Regions from separate parts of the Homo sapiens genome. Here region 2 is linked to region 1. Evidence: read pairs that join two places in POLR2A ChIA-PET (ENCODE). Cell type or tissue: PC-3. All regions are shown on one strand. Each heading gives the region's core, and the rest is flanking DNA. Links, peaks and the distances in the headings are about the cores only.

What was found. ChIA-PET counts read pairs that join two places held together with the same protein. Peaks named below come from ENCODE experiments on the same cell type or tissue, not always from the same donor. Only the 100,000 strongest peaks of a DNase experiment are listed, where the experiment ranks them.
Region 2: POLR2A ChIA-PET joins it to region 1 with 11 read pairs; 2 of 35 experiments call an interaction of 5 or more read pairs at or near these places.

The regions. Positions count from the first base shown.
Region 1 is chr6:93,574,030-93,584,005 of GRCh38, reverse strand. All of the region lies in intron 3 of LOC105377899 (a long non-coding RNA gene), which reads right to left. Among named protein-coding and RNA genes, the nearest start is that of TSG1, 130 kb to the left of the region's middle. In PC-3, for the core only: no CTCF peak of the experiment used is centred there; no DNase peak of the experiment used is centred there.
Region 2 is chr6:93,673,210-93,683,185 of GRCh38, reverse strand. No RefSeq gene overlaps it. Among named protein-coding and RNA genes, the nearest start is that of TSG1, 29 kb to the left of the region's middle. In PC-3, for the core only: no CTCF peak of the experiment used is centred there; a DNase peak (open chromatin) is centred at 5,415; H3K4me3 peaks cover 1,051 bases; H3K27ac peaks cover 4,266 bases.

The DNA.
Region 1 (9,976 bases), core at 682-8,681:
ATTGTAAACATCGTTCTGTACGTCTGAGTATTTATTTCCAACTTTATTTAAGTTATGGTTAGAAGAATGGATGTTAGTATGAGAAAGACCATCACAGAATAGCTATATGTCCTTAGGGAAATTTCTTTACTTCTCTAAGCCCTAATTTTATTTTTATGTAAAATACAATTGATACTAATATTGCTCCTATACTGTTGTGTGAATTAAAACAGGCAATTTGCATAATGCTCTTAACACATTGCCTGGCGTACCATAAGTACTGAAAAATGTTAATAGGTTTATTGTTGTTATTTCTAATTGCCTATAAGGAAAATCCAAATGGCCAGGTGCTATCTTTTATCAGACATTTGAAATTCAATTGTGTATAATTTATTGATAATCCTCTCTTTGTTCTTTAAACATATACTTGAAAACAAGAGAAAGTTTTAATTATATATAAATGTGAGTAAAGCTACAATCTACAGAGTTATGGATTCTGGCTACTACTGACATCAAGAATCATTCACGTGCTTTTCAGCAAGCATCACCATATGTTTACTTACTTCGTTTATTTTATTTTATTCTTTCTTTATTTTTCTGAGACAGAGTCTCGCTCTGTCGCCCAGGCTGGAGTCCAGTGGCACGATCTCGGCTCACTGTAACCTCTGCCTCCCAGGTCTAGCAATTCTCCTGCCTCAGCCTCCCGAGTAGCTGGGATTACAGGTGCCTGCCTCCATGCCTGGCTAATTTTTGTATTTTTAGTAGAGATGGGTTTCACCATGTTGGCCAGGCTGGTCTCGAACTCCTGACATCATGATCTGCCCACTTCGGCCTCTCAAAGTGCTGGGATTGCAGGAGTGAGCCACCTCTCCTGACCCTTACTTCATTTTTTAAGAAAGAACCAGTCTATTTAAATTTGTGTTACAGATTTAAATTTTGTGAAAAATAAGGGAAATTACCATAAACAGCATCATGGCATCAATTTACACAAATTACATGCCACTAATTGCAATATAAAATCTAATGGCAATGTGAATCTTGGTCTTATTTCCAAGTGTTATACTAATTATTTTTTTGCTAGAAAATTTGGCATAATTTATATTTAAAACAGTTTTATGTTAACTCTGATATTATTTTAAATTATTTTTATAGAGTTCATCTTTCTGTATTTGCGACTTATTATTGGAAGCTGAAAGTTTTACCTGGCAGGTTTTATTCCTTAGGAAGATTTTGGAACTGTAAAGGAATGATGATAGGTGGACATTCACGAGTGATTGTTCTCTTCATTCTTGTGTGTTTCCTGTTTCAAAATGCATTCCTCATAAATATTTTTCTTATTTGTACTTTCAAAATCTACACAAATAGTTATTACTGAGGAAACATATAAAACATTTGTATAACTTACAAGAACTCACATCAAATTCCCATTGTTCTTGGAAAATAAGAATTAGTGAAGATACATTTTTGTGAAAAATGGGATAGTCTGTAAAATGTGTATATACATTTATATAAAGATTATGTGTATGTTTTATTTTTGGAATATTATTATTAGTATTTTGAATGAGGTTAATTTACACACAATAGAAAATAAGTTTCTTTCAAAATATTTTATAAAATGTTAAAAAACTAATAAGCAATTTTATATACACATAAGTGGCACCTCCTTAGCAACACTACACAGAAACTTCCATAATGATTTAGCACACATTTTGGCAAGTTTTAAAAAATATAAAATGATTGAATAATAAATGAATGGCATTTAAAAATATATATGGTATTATCTATGGTATTATTTCTTGTAAATCATTGCTATATGTTTGCCTTTCCATGGCAATGCAAAGTAAATGGTAAAATCTGGTATTCTCAAGTGGCAATAGCTGAAATTATGGTGAAGAGAAGTGCATGGTAAAGAACAGGTGCAAGCCGTTTATCTTCATTTTCTCTGTCTTCTATTGGTTAATACCTATTTAAAGTTTGAAGGTAGTGGTGCCTGCCACCGCCCACTTAAAAGAAAAAAGAGGGAGGCTGAGGCAGAGAATTGCTCAAACCCAGGAGGCAGAGGTTCCAGTGAGCTGAGATCATGCCACTGCACTCCAGCCTGGGTGACAGAGCCAGACTCTGTCTCTAAAAAAAAAAAAAAAAAGAGAGAGAAAGAGAGAAGAAAGTGTCGCTCCTTTCTGTTAAGCAAAGATTTGACTTTTAAAATGGCAGGATTAATATCCCTTCTAAAACATTGTTCCTAATTGGAAATCATACAGAATCTATACAACAAGCCACGAAGGTTAGCAGTGGTGGGTGAGGAGCTCTCATGGCTGACAGACAGATAATTGGAGAACAAGAAAACTTGTACTTATCGGAGCCCAACAGCCTCCAGGAAGGAAAGGTCCTTTGCCAGCACTAGATCCAACACTTGACTGGTGTGTGGTTAGACACAGAACGATGATCACAGCATTGGATGCAGTCAGAATTTAATACCCTGGCAGCTGTAGAAACAGTAAGACAATCCACCTCACCATAGTGGAATTGAGTAACATTCACAGGCTTCACTGGGGGTTCAGAAAAGCACAACAGTGCCTACACCCCGGAGCTTCTTATGATTCTCCAGAAGTTTGAATTTTTTTTTTTTCAAAAGGAACATTAACTCAAGGTCATTTCTCCTGACTGATGTTTTAGTGATTAATTTCATTTTCTTTGTTCAAGTGGCCTGTGTATACCTTACAAACTTGTATCAACAAATTGGGTTAGTAGCCTATTAGGCTAAGAAAAATAAAATTATCCCTTCCTCATATTCTCTGTGTACTCTGTATTGTAGCATGAGTATGTCTCCCTAGGTCCTGGCTATCTTTAAATGATAAGGTAAACTTTAATAGAAAAATTATGAGTATGCGTAAGAGTACTGCTAATCTGATTTTCCTTAAATTTTAAATAATTAGAAATCAGGGAAATAGGAAAATACTTCATTTTATGGATCCAAATATGATCGTTTTGGAATCCAGCAATGCTAGATTTTTAATTGTAGTTTGCTCAATTCAGTGAGACATCTCATGTCTTTGGACATTGGTGTGTTGTTTTTCTTTGAATGAATATGACCATTTGCTAGAGTGACATTTCCATATGCTTTGTTCTTTTACAAATCCTTAAATGTGTTTTCTCAATAAGAATAAACACCTTATTCTGTTTGAAAATCTAAGAAATATTTTTTTTAAATCTTTCATAGAAATACTTAGTGCTCAGAAGAGTAGAATACACAGTCTTTATGATAGAGAAGAAAACAAACCAATAAGTAGATATCTTGGATCAGCTGGGAAGCAAACAGAGGAACCGGAGCAGGAGGAATGTGCATGTGGTGGGTGTGGGTGTGTGTGTGTGCATATGTGTCTGTGCATTTTATTGCAGTTGCTGGTATTCCCACCCGTTTCTCAGGAGGGAGGAAACAAAGGGAGCAGGTGAGAGGTTTGGGTGAGGAATTTTTCCAAGGAGTAAATGAAGAAAAGCAGAGTTATGTGCAAGTTGGTGGGGAACTATTAAAAGAAAAAACAAACAGCTGTTAAAAACCAAACAAAACAAAACCCACAGGCTACCATTTCAAAGAAGCTTTGTCTTCCTATCCATAAGAATAGCAATTGATTTTTCTTTAAATTTTCAGAAACTATTAAAAGTATCAAGCGTGTTTCTTTTCTAAGATTTGGTTGATATGTTGGTTGTCCTAGAATTTTGTACTAGTTATTTGGTTAATAACAAATCAGCATTGTGTTTTTATAGCGGAGAGAAAAGCTAGGAGTTAGGACTGTTTCACAAGCCAGTGATAGACTTGTAACTAACAGGGGCATTTATTACTTGCACCAACTAGAGGTAACTGATTAAGTATATCTGGAATAGTTTTGCCTTCTGCTGGAGATGAAAAACAGGGCTCTCCAAAAGACTGTGTGTACAACTAAAGAAGACATTTTGGGCACATGCAAACAGATACAAATGGCTAGTAATTTATCTCAAATTTTAAAAATAGGGACCTTTTTGGCAGTGGTGGATTTTTGTTTGCTTTTTGATGGTTATGTTAATGCAATCGTTCTCATAGTTGGACATTGTTTATGAATATACTCTGTGCAGAGGTCAGCAATTATTTTCTCTATAGGCAGGCTGATGATAGATAGATAGAATTTAGTTTTAGCTTTATTGGCCACATATGGCCTCTGCCACTGCTGCTTCTCCTCCCACTTCTTTTCCCTCTTCTTCTCTTCTTCTCCCTCCATCTATTAGACTACTTTCACCTTTCAAAAATGTCAAAATTATTCATAGCTCCTGTGACATGTCAATTCAAGCCATGAGTCAGATTTGAGCAGTGGGTCATAGTTTGTCAAATCTTGCCTTATAGTTCTACAAGCTGTGTCAGGAAGATCTTCTTGGTCACCAATGAGGATTAATATAGGATGTTGTAAGATCTTTGTTTTTAAAACCAGAAGGTTATTGATTCTGCCTAAAATGTCCAAATTGTTCCTCCCATACAATAAAATAATGAATCACTAATTAAAACCAGAGTGAGATACCATCTTACCCTAGAAAGAACAGCCATTACTAAAAAGTCCAAAAGCAATTAGTATAGGCACAGATGTGGTGAAGAGGGAATGCTTATACATTGCTGGGAGTAATGTAAATTAATACAGCCTCTATGGAAAACAATATGAAGATTTCTTAAAGAACTAAAAGTAGATCTACCATTCAACCCAGCAATCCCACTACTGAATATCCAACCAAAGGAAAATAAGTCACTATATTTACAAAACCTGTATACATATGTTTATTGCAGCATAATTCACAATTGCAAAGATATGGAATCAACTAAGTGCCCATCAGCCATTGAGTAGATAAAGAAAATGTAGTGTATATGTGTGTGTGTGTTTGTGTGTGTGTGTGTGTGTGTGTATATATATATATAATATATATATAATGAAATACTACTCATCCATAAAAAAATAATGATATAATGTCTTTAGCAGCAACTCAGATGGAACTGGAGGCCATTATTCTAAGTGAAATAACTCAGTAACAGAAAGCCAAATACTATATGCTCTAATTTATAAGTGGGATCTAAGCTATGGGTACACAAAGGCACACAGAGTGATACAAAGAGCATTGAGCACTCAGAAGCGGGAGGGTGGAAGTGGAGTAAAGAATGAAAAACTGCCTATTGAGTACAATGTATACTATTCAGGTGACAGGCACACTAGGTACACTAAAATCCCAGACTTCACCACTATACAATTCATTCGTGTAACCAAAAACTACCTGCACCTGTAAAGCTACTGAAACAAAAAAATGAGAAAATATAAAGTAATTCAGCACTGAGGAGCCACTTACTTAAGAACATAACATTAGGAAGACATTAACCACAGGGCCATGGACCATTATTGCAAGAAATGACCTTAAAGATCAATCTATTTAACACTGATTTGTTTTAGAAGTTGTTTTATTTTCCAGATGAGGAAACACACTCTGAGAAAAAGTGTAACTATAGGTTGCCTTCTATAATTCTTTCTTAAAATATCAGGTAGACTTAAGAGCATCAATTTTAAATCAATGCCGTTTATCATTGTCCAAGATTTCTAAAGTGTTTGCATCTCACTAAAACACTGACTTTGTAGAGATAATTTAAATAAGGTTAAAAGATAGGCGATGACGTGCAAAGTAAGATCCAACTGCATGTTTACATAACAGATACTTAATTTAAACACAAATCATAACTTGTGTTTGAATTTAAATGTCTGTTATTTTCCAAGGCCCATCTTATGAAGGGCCTTTTACCCTGATCCTAACTCCATAAATGTCCCTAACCAGTAAACTGGGGATTCATTTTTCGTGAGACTTAGCCTACTTTCTCAGTCACCTTCCTTTTTCACTTTTCACAGTTTTCCTGAATCATCTTATCAATATCCATAAGTTTTATATCTAGTGTCCCAAATCTCTACCTTTACAATTCTAGCCCTGTCTTTCTTTCTCTTGATTCATATATGTGATTTCCTGTTAGGCACCTTTTTCTGGTGCTACCACATGTGTCACATATATAACATGCTCAAATTATAACCAATTCTCATTTTTCACAAACTGCCTTTATCTGTATTACAATATCAGCTTCATCCAATTCCCCAACAGTGAATACTAGGCATCCTGCTTAACTTATCTAGCCCCTCTTTATCCCCATGCTAAATGACTTATTGAATTTTGTTGATTCTATCTCTTTTGTATCTTTTATATCCATCTGGTTTCCATTTCCACCACTACTGAATTAGTGCAGGACCTCATTATCCTGGCTTATGCTAGTTCAATAATCTCTCTGCCAGCAGCCTTGACCCTCTCTAATCCATATGACACTGCAGCTATAGTAATCCTTTAAAATGCAAATTTAATCATCTTATTTCTTTGTTTAAATCCTTCAAATGGCTTTTCATTTCCTATAGGTTAAAATCCACATGCATTTTGGTGGCATACAAGTCACTTTCATGATCTCACACCCAAACTCATCTCTTGCCTCTGCACTCCATAGGAACCTCCAATCTTGATAACCTAGGCTGATTTTTTAGTTTCTGTACAGCCCAAATATAATTCCTCACATTCTGCTTTCTCTACTTATGAGGTCCTTTACTTCATCATCCACATCTCGAATTCTCACCTATATTTAATATTTAGCATAAGTGGAACATTATCTGTAATCGTCAGTGTTCTCCAGAGAAACAGAACCAATAGGAGACAGACAGAGGGAAGAGATATTTAATGAGAATTGGCTCATGTGATTATAGAGGCTATGAATTCAAAATCTACAGGGTAGCCTGGTGGTATGGGAGACTGAAGGAGAGCCAATATTCCAGTTTGAAAGCCATTAAGTAGGAAGAGTCAGTGTTACAGATGATGAAATCCAAAGACAGTCAGCTGAAGGAGTCTCTCTTAATCCTGGGAAGTCAGTCTTTTTGTTCTATTAAGGCCTTCAACTGACTGGATGGGGCTCACCCACAACACGCAGAGCAATCTGCTTTACTCATGCCCACTGATTTAAAGGTTAGTCTAATATGAAAACACCCTCACAGAAACACCCAGAATAATGTTTGACCAACTACCTCGGAACCCCATGGCGCATCCCAATTGACACAATATTAACTATCACACTCTATATGAAGTAATTCTTCACTCCTTCAGAAAGAGTTAGTTGATTATTCTCTCATGCCACAAACACATCTACTATATATGCCTTTATTTTATTTATAATATTTTTTACACTTATTTATGTCAATCTCTTTTACCAGATATTAGATCAACGAGGAAGGAAATCACAGGTGACAAATACATGGCAAATTCAGTGCTTGATGGTAAGTGAATAAATGAACGGAGCAAAATAAATCTTTGAAAAATAGACATGAAAAGCAGTATACAAATAATTATTTTAATAAAACTAGATTACTGTGGCCAATGGTATGGTCAGAAAAATAATAAAACTAAACATTGCAGAGCTTTCAATTTTTTAAATATGTTATCTCATTTGATTCTGACATTAGTCATGCATACAAGTGGCTGGTTTTTTTCCCCATCTAATAAAAGTGGCAATTGAGGCTTAAAGAAGATATGGATTTGACCAATGTTGCAGAGTTAGCAATTGTCACTGCCAGGACTTCCGTACTCCATCTGTTTAGCACTTTTCCCTGCAACAGCCAGATTTTAATAAAAGCCTGTTCTAGTCTCCTATTATGTGATTTTTTAAAGCTAAGTATCTTTTACTTAGTTATTAATTTTTAGACTCTCACTGTACATGGTGAATTGATGTGCTGCTTCTTGGAGCAATATGTTGGAACATGCTACTGCTTGACTCATTTCCAATTTTCAATATCTGTAAAAAATGGAAGTAGTTCAAATAGCTGCAAATTAAAGCACAGTTTAAAACCACTGTATCATATCAAACCTATCTGTGCTTTGGTTTATAAGTGCACGCTGCTTGTGCATGGATAATCCATCACAGCTTAAAATTAGAAAAAGACTTGCAGCAGGTCACTGATTTCTCTGACAACATGACCTTCTAAATACTTCTTAAACTAAATAGATGTGTTTTCCTCTGAATGTTTTCAAATCAAGACACTTTCAGTGGAGGTTCATTTCTGTACTCTGGAAAGCCCATTCGAGTCTATGATTTAATTAAATTGGTATTTGCATTTATAAAACAGAAGTAACCGAGGGCAAGGGCATCTACTTATATATGTGTCCTAGTTCTATAATAGAGATGTGCACATCTGTCAAGGTTGTTGAAACTAAATCTGTGTGTCCTCTAATGTTGGATGGTATTCTGGACACTGCTTTAGCTTGCCTACAGAGCAGTGTCAGATTTCACAGATCCTCAAGGGATAAAAGGAATCTGTACTGAGATGTGGTAGTATTGAATTTGGCTAGTATTTCTCATCTCCCATTTTAAAACCTGATTTTATTATGTTTATTTTTGGTAAACACTTAAAAAGTCTAGGGATAACTATAAATGTATCTGTTCACATATACCCACCCAATATCAAATATCCAGCAAATATCAAATACTCAGCTATTTAAAAACATGTACATTACTAACAGAAGATTTGTTCTTCACAAAGATATTTAGAATTTTGTAAATACAGCATTTTTTCTGGACTCAGTGTTCATGTTATTCCTTTAAATCAATTTTCTTCTCTTTGCTTATGTGACTGGCATTCCAGATAATATTCCCCTTTTCATGCATTATTTTATACAAACTCCCCAAGATTTGTATCTCCCCCATCCCCCATACTTGCAATTTTAAGTTTTTTATAACATTCCATTTGAAGAAATAGTGGGTGATATTTTTATAAGGAATTGTGGGCTTCTTATAGGATGAGGGTAGTGATCATATTTCTTTTAGCCAGAATCACCATATTGTTAACTATGAATTGCAGAAAGGAAGAATGCTTCTTTAGAGTATAAGATATGTGACCTGGTCTGCCTGTGGTGGGAAAAGACTTAAACTTGTGTGATTGTAGGGAGGAAGCTTTAGGCTTTTTATTGGGAGCTGTTCCAGGAAGTTGTGTGCAGCTGAGACAGAGAATATATTAGTGGGCTTCTCCTCACAGGGAGATGGTGTAAATACAAGAGTTTGGAAAGTAGAATGGGGGCTGGGGTGGGGATACTGCCGCAGCTGTGGAGAACTGCATACTTCTTTTTGCCTAATGAGAGGGATCTAGAAGAAGCATCTGGCAGCAGGGAGGGTCTACATTTTATTATAGACAAGAATAGAAGATGAAAGGATATGGTAGATGGAATACATGCACTTTAGAAAAGCATTTAATACAATGTCTGGTGAAATTGCACTTTAAAATACTTCTAGTACATATAACCCTCAAAACAGATGAGAAACACATGAGAAACTGCACATAAAGGAAATGGCATCATAGCTAGAAGTAGTTGGCATCAAGGTGCTTGGGAGGACTCTGAGCATTCTCTGTAGAGTCCCTTAGGGCCTGCATCGCCTACTCCAGTAACTAGAAACGGGGATTATGGGAGGTTTGTACATAATTCATGGATGATGCTGAGTGGGGAAGCAATATGTGCACATATAAATCCTACAACAGAGCCTGAGGAACTAAAGGATATATACTTCAGAGTCCAGAGGTCATGAGAAGTAGGAATTGTATTCTTCCTGTGTTCTTAGCAGTACCTGGTTCAGCTTTGGGATCTAGCAATCATTCACTTAGTCCAAAATGTCAAAGTTCATCCTGAACAAAAGACTTATTTTTGTTAATCTACCTTGACAAAATAGCAGAAGCTAATAACAGCAGGTGGAAACTTCTATTTCCTTAATATAAGAGGTAAATACAATTAATATGAAAAAAAACCATGGAAATATGTTATATATAAAATGAAATAGAAATTCATCAGTACATTACAGAATAAAACTTTTCTGTTATATTTTAAATGATTAGTGTGAGAATTATATTTTTATACTTAATAACTAGGATAAAGG
Region 2 (9,976 bases), core at 1,357-9,356, 99 kb before region 1:
GAGTTGTGTGGGGTAAAAATGAACTTTGGGAAAATATTTAAAATTTTCTTCTTTGATAGTATTAAGAAAAAGTACTAAGGGTAGGGAAAGGTTATTAGTTTGCTATCACTCAATCCCTGCTGAGCAGAGTAGAACAGGAATAAAAAAAGGAAGTCAGCTCTATAATCCCAGCTGCAGGCTGATGAATCAGTCAGTGATTAATTGTTGCTACTAGTAATTGAAATAATCATATTTCAGAGAGAAAAAAAAACATTTGGTCTCTAAAATATATTTGCTTAAAAAATGTATTGCTGCAATATTATTGAACTTTTAAAAAGGAGGTATAAAGATCTTCATGCAAAACTAAAAGGGATGTGATTACCAAAATCACTCCAACATCTGGTAGTAGGTCTTAAAAACTCCCCTCTGACTGTCAAAATCAGTAGTTCCCTTTACACCAGGCCTCTTATTTCCTTACAGACTTTTCTTTTAAAACAGAATTTGCTTTATAGAGAACACAGCATAATGTAGAATGCAAACTAACAACGATAAAAATGACAATATACATTGCCTAATTTTCAACAAAGCAGTGAGTTTATGTTTACTCTCCCCCACAAAATGGTGTTCATGCTTTTTAATTGATGTTAGTGTGACTCATTTGACAGAGCTTATCATGCTCCAAATTCTAAGTATGTAGGACCCTACCCTAAGAATTCTGGAGTCATTGTCTTCAAGGAGTTTACTCTTTTGTTGTAAAAACATAGTATATACATAAAATGTTAATAATAGCACATGGATAATATAATCACTAGAAAAAACTTTCTAAAGTTGGAAATTTACATTTAGTGAGTGCTTAATATCTTATTCAGGCTGTCTACAAAGTTTTCTTTTAACTAATTTCTGAAACAACCCTGAGATGAGGATATCATATCAATTTTAAATGAAGAATAAACAGGATCAGAAAGGTTAAGTGATTTGCTCAATTCCACATTGTCAGTACATAGTAGAACCAATTTTCAAATATGATTTTGGGTCCATCTGATTGCAAAAACAAGAGACAGAGAGAGACAGAGAGAGAGAGAGAGAAAAGTAACTTCACATTTTAAATCCTTGGTGATGATATAAGTCTTAAAGAATACCATTTACAGAGTAGAAAAATTGGGAGAAAAAAATAAAATAGGAGGAAAGATGAATTTATTGTTATTGTTTCTGAAGCAATGCTAGGGCATATAAATATAAATGTCCAATAAACAGAGACCATTTTTTAAAATTCCAATTTAAAAATATATTGAGGGCCAACCACGGTGGCTCATGCATGTAGTTCCAGTACTTTGAGAGACCAAGGTGGGAGAATCACTTGAACCCAAGAATTTGAGACCAGCCTAGGCAACACAGTGAGACCCTGTCTCTCAAAAAAAAAAAAAAAAGAAAAAAAGAAAAAAAAAAGAAAAGAAAAGAAAAGAAAAAAAGAAAAAGAATTTAAATTAGCCAAGTATGGTGGCACACGCCTGTATTCTCTCTCAGCTTCCCAGCTTCTTGGGAGGTTGTGGTGAAGGATGGCTTGAGCCTAGGAGGTTGAAGTTGCAGTGAGTCAGGATTGTGCCACTGCACTCCAGCCTGAGAGACAGAGCAAGAACCTGTCACAGTAAAAAATAAATCAGGACTGGAGATGTGAATATGGTACTTAATTGTCCTTCAATGTGGACACGATGAAAAGTCAATAAATGAGCAACTATATTCTTGATTCCAAACAACTAGATTATGTCCTTGAGCAGTTTGAATTCTAGAGAGTATGGGGAATAGCTAGCAAAAATGGCTGTAACAATCCCTCCCTTGCCTGTAGGTACATGCTACTCCTCATGTTAAAAAAAAAAACGGAATTTATTTATCTTCTCCTTCAATCTGGATTGACTTTAGATTTGATTTAACCATGTGGTGGAAGTGAAATTGTCCTTGTTCAGGGCCTAGACTTTAAGAGACATAGCCGCTGATTATTTCATTCTTTTGCTATCCTAAGGCTTCTAGAAAAGAAGTCTAGGCTATCCACTTGGAGAAAGTGGCCATGTGAATAAAAGGACCCCAGCAGCAGCCCAGCACCATGGTTCCTGACATGTGAGTAAGGTCACCTTTGATCCTCTACCCCAACTATCACCTGAATGAGTGAATGCAGCCAAGATCACAGAGCACAGACGAGCCATCCCTGACAAGCCTTGCTCTCATTCTTGGAAAACAGAATCATGACTAATAAGCTGGTTGCATTTTAAGCCACTAAGTATTAAAGTAGTGTGTTGCACAGTATAGCTAAGAAACAGAAGGGGACTAACAACAATTAATTTATTAAATATTTGTTTTCCTTCCTGACAGACAATGAAACATTCCCATAAGAAACATAAAGCAGGCTGGGGACAGTGGCTCACGCTTGTAATCCCAGCACTTGGGAGGCCGAGGCGGCGGATCACGAGATCAAGAGATCAAGACCATCCTGGCCAACGTGGTGAAACCACGTCTCTAATAAAACTACAAAAATTAGCTGGGCGTGGTGGCATGTGCCTGTAGTCCCAGCTACTTGGGAGGCTGAGGCAGGAGAATCGCTCGAACCTGGGAGACGTAGGAGGTTAAAGTGAGCCAAGATCATGCCACTGCACACCAGCCTGGCCACAGAGCAAGACTCTGTCTCAAAAGGAAAGAAAGAAAAGAAAAGAAAAGAAAAGAAGAAAAGAAAAGAAAAGAAAAGAAAAGAAAAGAAAAGAAAAGAAAAGAAAAGGGCCAGGCACGGTGGCTCATGCCTGTAATCCCAGCACTTTGAGAGGCCGAGGCAGGTGGATCACGAGGTCACGAGATCGAGACCAGCCTGACCAACATGGTGAAACCCCATCTCTACTAAAAATAGAAAAATTAGCTGGGCATGGTGGCACGTGCCTGTAATCCCAGCTACTCGGGAGGCTGAGGCAGGAGAATTGCTTGACCCTGGGAAGTGGAGGTCACAGTGAACCGAGATCGCACCACTGCACCACTCCAGCCTGGTGACAGAGCAAGAGTCCATCTCAAAAAAAAAAAAAAACAAACAAACAAAATAAAAAAAAGGAAAGAAAAGAAAAACATGAAGCAAGGCTTAAAGATGAAGAGCTACCAAGGAAGTGGTAAAGAAGTATTTACATTGGGTGGTCAGAGAAGGCTTCCTGAAGAGATAACATTCAAGCAGAAAAGGAAGTTAGATAACTAAATGGGTAACAGAGATGAGTCACAAACATCAGAAAAAAATATACATATATATATCTACAAATGTTTTCGTGATATGTTATAAGCAATATATTCAAATCAAATTCACCATCCTTCCTATATTGGCATCCACATAGAATGCCCATCCTGTCATCTCCTTTTCTCTGCATTACTATTTATCTTTACAAATCAATTTAGCTGTCATCTTCTCCAGGAAGACCTACCTGACTTTTCTAATCTGGGTAGTGCTCTCTTCTATGTCATCATAGCTCCCTGTATTTTCTTATATGACAGTTTGTAATATACATTAACCTTAGAGCTCTTTTAGAGTAAAGAAATTCTAACTTTGATATACCCTGCAATATGTACATTGCAGGTAAAATGGCAATGTTTTTCTGCCTCTACTTACACTGAATTCACTATTCTTTCTTTTGTTTTATTTTATTTCCTAATGGTTCCTAGTGTAAGCACGTCACCAAAATTTAGATTAAATCAAGAAAAAAGTTTTTGACCAATGGCTGCTTAATCTGTCACTGAAAAGTAGCAACAAAACCAAGCTTTTATCAACCAGAAAACATATTGTGCTTCCTTTGGGAAAGTAAACAAGACAGTAGACATAGAAGCCTCACACAAAGGGGGAAAATAAACTGAAGGATTTTAAGAGTAACACCTGTCAAATGGAGCAGTAATGTGTATGGTTTGACAAAATAGGCTGGTGACTGTCAAAGTAAATAATAAATCTTCCAGCTCTGACTAATGACTGAACTATGCTGGAAGACTTGAGGGAAGCATCCAATAAAATGCAAAATTGAAAGAAAAATTGGAACGGTCGGCACAGCCTCCTAGCAGCTAAATTTCAAGTAATTTTGGAAAAACACAAACCATTCACCAGGTTCCATGGCAGAGGGAAAAGTTCCAAAAACTGTTCTGATTGAGCATTCTGCTTTAGTTAGGAAATCACATCTCTTCTGATGGAGTGCCAAGAAGTTGGTTTCTGCTTTTTCAATACAGAAAAAATCCTGCCGTGACTGTGACATTCTCTGTGCAGACATTCAGCTGACTGCCAATAATATCATTAGGGAAGAACAGCTAGAGCTGGACCCCTTTGTACGTAGAGTGAAGCAAACTGCAGAAAAGGCATAGATCCAGGGAAAGCCCATCTCTGATACCTTTCTATTTTCATTTCTTCCCAATTCAGGTACCTAATTTCCTTTAGTCACAGCTTCTTAGAAGACTATCTTATTTTTTCTTACCAGCAAGCAAAGATTTTCTAACATTATTATAAAGAAAACTGGCCAAGTGTCTGCTGATTATGTTATGATCCTTCCAGGGGCAGTTTCATTTATATAAATTGTTTCTTGAGGACCCAAAAAGCCTTGATAAATTTCTGTTCTAGAATTTAATAATATATCACAAGTGGAAGAATGCATCACTAGTGAAAGAATTTTAAGCACCTCAAAAACACAGTTCTATAAAAGTCATCTTTTTTCAGAAACTTTCCACTTATCTCTCAAGTTCAAAGTAGCAGAGGTGAGTACTGGTTTTCCCTCTGTCTGACTCCTTTAATTTTGTCTTTGTTTCCAGAGTAAACTATGCTCTAGATTCCCTATATCATAATGAAAGAGAGAGGAGGAAAAACAAAGTATCCTTTTTTAAGGGGGGACCATCTCTAGGTATTATTTAGCCTGCAATAGCATGGCTTGCTTTCTTATTTAATTATTTTTATTTATGTTCTTCCACTATTTATTTCTCCTTCATGTCTTTTATGCATTAGATTGTATTGAACCTAGTTCCAAATATGTTTTTTTCATAAAATTTGGTTACTGTTATAAGTAAGCAAAGTTGAGATGAGAAATAAACTAAATATTAAATCTAAAAACATACGTTTAATATTTGTTTTTTTCTAACTTAAATATATTTGCTAAAATCTGTAATTTAAAAACCTCCTAACCATTTTATTTATTTTAGGCACTGTCTTGAAGAATTATACTGGTCTAAAAACTGCATTTTATTAATATATTATTTTCATAGCCATACTTATGAAAGCAAAACATCAAGACATTTTCTGATTACAGAATGAATATTTGAATTCAAGATCATGCCAGATTTATGGCTAGCAAATCGCTGTCAATGTGTATCCCAAGTGCAGTGAGAGGTTGGCTCCCTCAAATACCCATGACTCAGAAATGACAGGAATCAGGATGCCTTTGCTTCTTTCCCAGTGATTTCAACATTCTAGGATGATTTGATTCAACAACCCTTTGGTTGATCCATTCTACTCTGATAGGTGGTTATCCAACCCAGTCACCACCATGTCCAAGGAATCCTGTACTTCTTGCAGCAATTATTCTGCTTGGCAGGACTCTCTTCTCTGAAGCTTTCTCTGCTCATTTTTCTTGCTGCCTCTGCAGGGTCAGTAATGTGTCTGCCAGTAAAGTGTTGTCTCTTTCCATTTCCTATTCCCATAACCACAAGGAATAGAAGCAGTTCCTTCGTTGAGGAAAGAGTATTTGTCCATTAATAACCACGCTAGTCTAGCATTCAAATCCCTCGTTGACACTTAGGTCATTTTTACCTTGGACTACTACAACCACATACTGTGCTGTCTCCAAGGCTTTATTCTTCTCTCCAGTTTAAAATGATATGCACTCTACAGTTCAAATCATTTTCTAGATGCATTTAAGTTATGCCCATGGGAAGAAAGAGCCTGAGCTTGGCAATATTGCATACAGGAAGTGTGGTGTGGAATGCAAAGAATTGTCTAAAAGAAGCATTTAAATACACTATATGATGACAGAGACTCAGCTTAATAGTTTTTTGCACTCCAGGAATCAAGAAATTCCAATAAACTATTACAATTTTAATGGCTACCTTTGACAAATTATGAGAATTTGATCTGCCTGGATCCCACCTTATTACAAAGTTATTAAAAATATTTTGTGTAATTTGCAAAGTAAAAAGTCACTGAATAGTACTGTCATGTTGTTATTTACTAACTTCTACTCTGATGCAGTCAAATCAGCAAAGAAATTGTAGGAAGCTCCTTGAACAATAGGTACATGGTTTGCCAAATATGCTCATAAGAAGAAAAAGCAAAACTTAGAGGAATGTGAGACTGAAATAGAAAAAACAAACAAACAATTGTCTGCTATCCTGGGAAACTCTGTTTAATTTCCTGGCATCTGAGCCATTTTTGTAACCTATGTTTTGGAATTACTATAGCCCTGTATGAAAGAGTTAATTCATTACCAAAAGGTGAGCCATTTCCTGTCTACTCAATTGTAGAATCAGACTAAGTACTATTTTATCAAAGGAGCATTGGCTGTCACCCAGCGTTAATCATTTTCAGAACAATTATGATTTACTTTAGACATAAGGCTGATGGATTTTTATTTCCAGATTCCATTTTGGCAACTTTAAGCCTTACCTCATATGTAAGACTATTACTAAAAACAGTGCCTCTCCAAATTTTCATCCTTCATTATTTCTGTTTCTCCCTAAAAAAAAAAAAAAAATTAAAATTAAAATTAAAAAAATACAATTAATTACATTCGTTAGTTAGCCAATGTGATTGCCAATGCTAGCTTAAACATTGTTTGTATATAATTTTACATAGATGTGGAGCCAATAGAGATCTGAATGATTGTGTGCTTTTACACATCTTTTAGCTAAATTAAAAATCCAAAAGCTAAATCTTGTGTTCTGGGACAGCATGTGAATTTGATATTTCCTGGCGGCTATTGGAACCATAAACCATTGAATAGACTATATTCATTCATTTAAGTGGTTTGTGACTGTGAAAGACTAAATATTTACAATGTCTTTTATCCTTGGATACAATGTAATGATTTCATCATTTTAATAGCCTTTTACTCAAATGTGGTTGCATCCTGGTTAGATTTTAGACATGCATTTCAAATAGTTTGGGTCTCTGTAATCATTTCAATGACTCCCAAGATTGAAAAACAATATATAGCAAGAGTTCAAGTCTTTGAACTTATTACTTTAGTTTTGATTTATGTCTTCCCTCCAGAATTTTGCCCTGTTTACCAAACTTTGCTCTAAATGTTCAGATAAGAGATATTTGTGCTGAGTTGGTCAGTGGAAGGTCACTAACAGATCCCAGGCATATATTTATAAGTGCAAGTGCATGTACACAAATAGGGATTTGGCAACTTAATGTGAATGAACCAAGACAAAACCATAGCAGTCACTATAGAAACAATTAAAACAATATGCCCCCACTGAAAGCTATGGAAATAGCTTTGTGGTACATATGAAAACACAGTATTATCCCATTAAAGCAAATATCTAGGTTTTTTTTCCCTTTTAGACAGTCCTAACAAATGCCAGAATCTCTTTGTCTCATTTCAGAACGAAAAATTGATTTGTGTCTTCTTTCCTACCTCACGTAGGGTGAAAATTAAATCTGGTTTATTTTCAACATAAAAATGTAGAAACAACATTGGTTCATTTTACATTTGGTTCTAATAATCACAAATATTTATTTCTATGAATATTCAGTCTTCTGAATAGCAGGAAAATAAAAATACTGACTAACATATACATTGTCAAAATATAATTTGTGATTACTTCCCCTAAGGTGCAGAATGGATATGATCACTTAGAACTTTTGTACCAAGAATTTTTAAATGCTCAGCTCAGAGTAGTTGATACCAATGATTATTTTATGAACCATTATCCTAAAATACCTATCTAAAACGTACAATAACTTGGTTGGATCTTCTGTCAAACCATAATTTATGTCACAATGAGGTTAGATGCCAAATGAAATAAATAAAGGCTAAGGAATTTTTTGGCTTGTAATATACTGATACTTAATGAATGTTCAAAGAAAATCATGTTCAAAGGGGTGTCTTTTTTTCTACCCTACAAGGAGAAAAATATATATACTTTGGTTCTTTACCTGTTGATGGTTCTTTACCTGATAGGGTGACTTAACCCTTCATTCCTGAAAGGTCTGGGCCATTTGCAGTTCTGCCAGAATTGGATTGTCATAGTTTTCCATTGACTTTAATTATAGGGTATGTTAATACTAGGAGACACACTAAGGAATCTTCTGGATTTCAGACATACTCTTCCTTACCTTTATTGAGGAGGATTAGTTCAATTTCCCCTTCGTCATCAGGATTAATAATCCCAGCCAACACCACATCTTTCTTCTTGCCTGTTGACTCAAAGGCATGAGGAACCCAAAATGGCCAGGTGGCAGTCTTAACATCCAACACAATGAAATCATTGTTGTGTCTCCTGGTAGAAGCATTTGTTTCTGTGGAACTAAGACCTCTAGGCTGACAGAAATTAAAGCTGCAGAAACAGGAACCAAAAATTTTGCTAGTGGGTCACCAAAGGTAATTGTAAGTGATGCCACTCCCATTTCCACTCTTTGACTCCTAGACCTATATATCCTGGCTATCAGAGAAAGAGTACCACATAATGACACTGATTCAGAGCCTTCTGGAGAATCTTGCTCCAGCCCTGAAAGGTATTATTACCTAGCTGGTGCTGTAATTCAGTCTTCAAAAGAACATTCCATCATTCTATCAAGCCAGCTGCTTCAGATTGGTGGGGAACATGGTGAAATCAGTGAAATCCATGAGCATGAGCCCATTCTTGCACTTCTTTTGTTTTGAAGTGAGTTTCTTGCTCAGAAGCAATACTGTATGAAATACAATAACGGGAAATCAAAAAAAAATGGCTAGGAGGTTATTGTAATTATCCAGACCAAAATGATTCACAACTTATGTTAATTTGATTGTCCTGAAAAAGATGAAGAGGGAATGAGTTTGAGATAGAGATGTGGTAAGATTAATAAGATCTTCCCATGTAGAGATGGGGAGTATAGGTAAAGTAAATAGTATGTTGGTGTGATGAGTATATGTAATATATAAAATGTGTATAATTCTCTAAGCATGTGCTTAAATCTCTATGAGTATGAGAAGTATCCACTACTCTCGTGTGCTTCTCTGTGATGTTTGTCAATAACTACTTTATTCCCTATTTAACATTTTTCCCCACAGCAGATAAAGGATTTTTAAAATGTGTAAAGCAGATGCAAGCTGGAAATCCCTTTCTGTTAGTAATTTCTGAGATTGGATATGGATGATTAAAAAAAAAAACCACTGTGCCTACCCCTTCTTATCATGCTTTCATTTGGACAGCACTCTGTCAAGTCATAGGATTTTGGCCGCGATCTTTCTTACCATGTTTGGTGGGTGGCAATTAATCACATGGTGTGCATCACCCTTTTCACCCAGTACACTAATATACTGTGCTCAAGGATGCAAATGTTCATGGTAAAAACTTATCTGTTTGCATCCCCATGTTGAACGCATCCCGCATGTTGAATGAATGGCCTTAAAATTCCTGCATCGTTGTTGTCTATCTTCTGTTGTAATAGAGATACAGGCAGGAATTTAGCCTAATTAATTCCCATTTATAACACTCAGCACTGCCCCCTAAAAATATAGACATTTAATAAATGTTTTGGTGATAAAGGAATAACTTATCTTTCCTTGGATGCATCCCTTTCAACTGAACCAAGAAAAGCATACATTGTACTGGTTTAGGGAGGATAAATGTAATTCCATGACAATTAAAAATGATAGGAGGAGTAGAAACCCATCCATCTATCTAATGACTAAACTTCGCTGGTGAAGATTTGATAATTCTAGTGAATGTTTTAGTGGAGGAGACTTTTATTTTAATATATTAAAAAATTGAGGAAAGTCTAACTTTGTTAACTCAGTAGCTTCAA